2 separate regions of the Homo sapiens genome follow, and region 1 is linked to region 2. The links are chromatin loops, found by intact Hi-C in ENCODE. Cell type or tissue: tibial artery. All regions are shown on one strand. Each heading gives the region's core, and the rest is flanking DNA. Links, peaks and the distances in the headings are about the cores only. Region 1 has its middle 120 kb from the start of MCHR2. Region 2 has its middle 15 kb from the start of SIM1.

Evidence for each region. Peaks named below come from ENCODE experiments on the same cell type or tissue, not always from the same donor. Only the 100,000 strongest peaks of a DNase experiment are listed, where the experiment ranks them.
Region 1: it touches region 2 in a loop (6-fold over the local background); 90 of 110 quality-filtered maps call a loop at or near these places.

What each region holds. Positions count from the first base shown.
Region 1 is chr6:100,115,243-100,118,164 of GRCh38, forward strand. No RefSeq gene overlaps it. Among named protein-coding and RNA genes, the nearest start is that of MCHR2, 120 kb to the left of the region's middle. In tibial artery, for the core only: a CTCF peak has its summit at 1,616 (motif pointing right); no DNase peak of the experiment used is centred there; H3K27me3 peaks cover 318 bases.
Region 2 is chr6:100,478,166-100,481,087 of GRCh38, forward strand. No RefSeq gene overlaps it. Among named protein-coding and RNA genes, the nearest start is that of SIM1, 15 kb to the left of the region's middle. In tibial artery, for the core only: a CTCF peak has its summit at 1,481; no DNase peak of the experiment used is centred there.

The DNA of each region.
Region 1 (2,922 bases), core at 233-2,732, 360 kb before region 2:
GAGACCAGCTCCTGTCATCAAAAAGCTTATTATTGAATAGATGTGCCTTGCAGTGATCCTGATGGACTCCTTCATGCGGCTGTCATTCTCCAATCAAAATGGTTTTGGACCCATCAAGTTTATCTACATTTTATGGGTCAATTAAGTGCCTACTGGGTAGCATTTTTGTAGTATGAGAATCAGCAACAAGAGAGAGCATATTTTTTCATGATTACATTTTCTGGAGGGAAAACTTAAAAGATGCCATTTTATTTTCCTATATGTAAAACTGTGTTTCCAATGGAAATGAATTTAGCAATCCAAGAGAGCTTTTGTAACTGCCAATAGAGTTCCAGGTTGCTTGGCAATGCAAATGAAGATCAGAAACCATCCCCACCCAACAAAATGAAAAACAACAAAAACAACAACAAACCAAGAAACCCCATATGTCTGTCATTCCAGAGATGCACAGTTGAAAGGAGCCCAGAATAAAGCTTTGAATGAGAAACAAAAAAATGTGAGGGCAACACATGAAATGTGTTTCATTTTTTTAAAGCAAAAACAAAATAAACAAAAACCAAGTTGTTAATGTATTATTTCCCATCAGAAGGGAAAATACCAATAATGGGTTTGAGGGTTGTGGTGCCAAGTTCTCTAGGGTTATAAACTAGACTGATGCAAAGCAGATGAAATTTCATCTGCGGCTTACAAATGAAAGCTTTTTAATGGGGAAATGGAACATTTCTGCCCCATAGATGTGCTGAGACCTCAGGTTCAATAGAAGTTCAAGTCCTCTTTTTCTCAGCATGCCAGAAGCAGGCACCTTGGTGAACATCAGGCTAAAGAATTCATGGAGAATGCACTAAAGGGTTAATGGAAAGGGCTTCTAAAAACCAAGGAATACCCCCCCGCCAAAAAAACCCAAATTAACAGTCTACTGTTTAAGATTATTTTTTAAAAATATATCAACCTAATGTACAAAGAACTAAAGCTTTAGCAAAGGGGACCAGTCAATAAAGAACACCTTTGGTGATATGTCACATTGTCTTTTCATCTGTAAATGATAATGAATTTGGCAACCATTTTGCCCCTTATTGCAAATTTAAGAATAGTATCCCATCCATTCCTAACTCCTGTTTTCTGAGCAGGATTTTTAGAGCGCTGTTGTCCTAACATACAGAATTAATGTTGAAAGAATTGGTAGAGTTTGGGAGAGTTGGAGAGGTTAGGGTTTTATAATTATTTTTCTTCGATTATGTCTATATTTTAAGTTATTTACTCATTTCATGTCAATTTCAACCTCGAGGAAATAAAAACCTTTTTTCTTTCTCTAGGCATTCTATATTGTTCATGGGAAGTGGAACTGTGTAAAAGGCTCATGTGAGTCTAAGCAGTTACCAGTGAGGAGAATACAAAAGGCCACCTCACCCCAGTGCCTGTGGCATCTGACACTAAAACATATGGCTGAAAAATGTAAAGTGCCATCAGTTACCAGGCTGCTTGTCTCCCTGTTCTGTGATATCCCAAACCAGAGAGCTCGGTTTCTTTACAGAGTAGAATGATTACGACCACTAGTCTGCCCTTGCTTGGTAAAGGCAAAACTCCAAATGGGCAGAAAAAATCCTCCAGGTGGCAGCACCTTCTTAGCTTTCAAATCCTCCTCTAGTGTGTTTTTAATTAGAACTAAAAATATAGTAACTACCAAAACCAAATTGATCCAGGAATAAACATTTATATGGTACCTCCAATCTGGAACTAGTCAAGATGTATTAAATTATTAATGATCTCTTCCAGCTTCTGACTATTGCTTGTTTTGACTTACATATTTAAATACTCCCTTGTAAGTAAATATGAAAGTTTATAGACTTAAAACAACATAGAGTTATAAGAATGAGGTCATAACCTGTGACTTCTGGATTAATGTAATTCATTGTGTCTGCTTGTTTCTCATTACCAACTAGCATTTCCAGTCCTTCATATCAGCCATGTTGTGCTGTTGTGACCATTGCTCTAATTTCTATGTCCTTATGCTTAAGCAAGAAACCATTACAGAAGCTTTGAGCCAAGGTAATAACAATAAAAAAGTGTTTTTAAGCCAGAAGCAGAAGGGGAGAAGGGAGTAACAGACATTCAGAAGGCTGGTGAAAGGTGAGCAAGACTTCCCCGGCAGAAAGAGCTTGTTTAGGGAAAATGGCATGGTGTTCTTTGAAAAGTCCTTTTTATTTTTGGCCTTAGCAAATGAACCTATGGAAAGCATTTACTAATTGGACATACAGTCAGATCAACCAGCAATCTTTCTGTAATGAAAGAAAATATAGGAAAGGTTAGCACTTTCCACAAACCCTAATCAGTCTCCTCTTTCTGTATTTGTCATTGAATGTCTCCACAACATCAAAAACAACTAGATGAAAAAGGAAATATTCAAAAGCTTGCTGGCTCTTCTACATACCAGTTTGATTTTTTAAAAACTGGATATACTGAATTAAATGAACTGACTTTGAGTAGCCATCATGTCAATGTTGTGTAGTCTCCGAGACAGTTAAGCCTATTTGAAGATGCTTATGATGTTCTTGTCTGTCTATCAATATTTTAGTCACCTAGACTCAGAACCTGAGATTTACTTATTAGTCACCCATTCAAACACCATCCACTGAATATTCACTGTGGCAGACACGATGCTGGGACCTGATCTTCAGCACTTCATTTTCTTCAAACTCTGTCAGATCGGTCCTTGCCTCATGTTTTCAGTTTTATTTTTTCTTTCTGATTCCGTGGACTCTACCCTAGACCTTAATCACTTAATGGGTATATTACTGTGAAAACCGTCCTCTAAATTTTCATGTTTGCAGATGCTCTTTCTTTGAGTCTATTCTACTTGCTACTGCTCCCAACTGGCATGATTCATTTCACTGATTGAAAAACCTACCATGACTATTTGTTTAT
Region 2 (2,922 bases), core at 213-2,712:
GAGTACTACATGAATTGGGCAAAGAAAATTCTCTCTATATCCACACTTACGTATCTACATATATGTAAATACTTAGGGATAAGCCTGGGATGATACATAGGAAAATCTTCAAAGGAGCAAGGAATGCATGGAAAAACACATTGTACCCTCTTTATACGTTTAAACAGGCACTCAATATTGTTTTAATTAAACACATTTAAATGAGTATACTATATCAAAAGTTTTTAAAAGTAGGGTAGAATAACTATTTCTTGCCAGGTGCGGTGGCTCACACCTGTAATCCCAGCACTTTGGGAGGCTGAAGCGGGCGGATCACCTGAGGTCGGGATTTCCTGACCAGCATGGAGAAACTCCATCTTTACTAAAAATATAAAACTAGCCGGGTATGGTGGTATATGCCTGTAATCCCAGCTACTCGGGAGGCTGAGGCAGGAGAATCTCTTGAACCCGGGAGGCGGAGGTTGCAGTAAGCCAAGATCGCGTCGCTGCACTCCAGCCTGGGCAACAAGAGCAAAACTCTGTCTCAAAAAAAAAAAAAAAAAAGAATTATTTCTCGTTAATAAAGTCTTTTTTTTTTCACTCTGTCACCCAGGTTGAACAGTGGTATGTAATCATAGTTCACTGCAGCATCAAACTCCTGGGCTCAAGTGAACCTTCTACCTTAGCCTCACTAAGCAGCTGGAACTGCAGATGTGAGCCACCAAGCCTGGCCACTGTAAATTAAAGTCTTCACTACTTTCCTTAGAGTCCCCAGGGGATCCTGACCCTCACTCTGGGAAACAACCCCCCTTTCACGATTAGGGAGTAAGTGTTGGTTAGCCAGGGTGAAGGGCAGAAATGAGAGAGTCCAAGGTCATTCTATTTACAAAGGCTCTGGAAGAACCACTGGGGCTTTCCTGTGAGTGATACACCCCAAAGAATTAGTTATTCCTACCCCCTAATCCTGGATCACTTTGTCACTTTCTGCCTTATGTTGAAGTAGCATAAAGTGGCAGACAGAGACAGTACCTGGACTCTAAGGAGCTGGGCTCCAGTCTGCCGCTCCCCTGGTGTCTCTGAGCCTCTGTTTTCTTATCTATGACATCGGGGACAACAGCAAAAGTCAGATGAGAGATGTTGCTGGAAGTGCTTTGCAGGTGGAAGGCTCCCAGCTGTCAGCACTCTCAAGGCAGGGATGTGTCTTTCCCACTCTAAACCAGGGTGTGCTATGTTGTAGGAACTCTGAAATGGATCCTGAATAAATGCATCTGGTGCAATTTCATGAGGTATTCTTGCAGATGAATCAGACTAAGTATCTTGTGAGATTATTACATGGTTTTTTTTTTCATTTAAAATTTTTGTGAGAGTGTTGTTTCTGGATCCATTTAGATTTCTTGTTTTCTTTCTTCAAATTTCATTTTCATCTCCATTCCAAGTGACATTTACTTGCAAGGGCACCCAAGGACAGAATGACAGCAGTACAAGTTTGCCACCTATAGGTGGACATTTTCATTACAAGTGTTTTTCTCTGACCCAGACAGTGGTCTAAAAACACAAACAAAACCCAAAAACTAACAAAAAACCAGTCATGCACAAAACACCCCTGTGACTTTCACTTCAACCTTACTCTTCACATGTTTGCTTTCATTATTCCCGTAAGTGTTGGTATGAATTAGGGTCACCAGCAATGATTTTTGTAACTACAAACTGGTATAACTTTTGCTCTATAAAGATTTGTCTTAAATGTTTTATTATATTTCCTGTCTGATCAAGGTAGATTGGATTTGACATAAATGTTCTATCTCTTCAGAAAATGAACAAAAAACAGATCTAGATCACTCTGCCTCACTGCATGTAATACAAGTAAAAGCATGGGCCTGTGCAGGTATAAAATGTGACACAGACTCTTGAGTAGTGCTGGCCAGTGGACGAAGGAACACAGGACTTGTTTTATATCTGAGCTCCATCCGATCATGTCCTGACACCTGAGCATCCATTTGCTCATCTATAAATTAAGTGCTGGGACTGAATTTTCTATGCAGTTCCTTCTAGCTCTAATAAGCTAAACTCGATGGGCTGAAGTAATTATAATAACAATGATTTCTAGCATTTATTAAGGTCTTACTAGCTGTCAGGCCTGGGCTAAGAATTATCTCATTTGATCTGCGTGGTAAACCTATTAAATAAGTGACACTATTACAAGTAAGAAAACTGAGACTGAGGGAAATTTAGTAACTTGCCCCAAATTATAAGAAAATATGTGCTATGGTCAGAAGTTGACCAGTGACTACCTACTGCGCCCATCATGACTTTAGGCGCTATAATATATATCCAGTGAGTGCCGTTCCCTTTCATATAGTCCCTTTGGAAGCCCACCCAGATATTCTAATAATATTGCCATTACTATGTTTGGATCACTGTTTTGGACACAAAGTAGCCCACACTGGTGGGCTATTTTTTTTTTCTAAGAGACAATGTCTTGCTCTGTTGCCCAGGCATGGCATAATCTTGGCTCACCCCAGCCTCAGCCTACTGGGCCCAAGTGATCCTCCTGCCTCAGTCTCTTGAAAAGCTGGGACTACAGGCACATACCACCATGCCCAGCTAATTTTTAAAATTTTTTGTGGAGACAGGATCTTGCTATGCTGCCCAGGCTGGTCTCTAACTCTTGGTCTCAAGCAATCCTCCCACTTTGCCCTCTCAAAATTCTGGGATTACAAGTGTGAACCACCATGCCTGGCCAAGGCGAGCTAATTTGAATAAAACAAAAAAGCTGGCCTTACTGATGTTTGGCCATCTCCAAAATAAGCAAATGATTAAGCCAACTGGTATTTTTCAATTTATCTACGTCCAATGTATGCTGAGCACGTAATTCTTCATACAGATGGAGACAAAGGCACAGGGTCTGTAAGACAGGATATGCTGTGGGGTGAAGATGTGGGG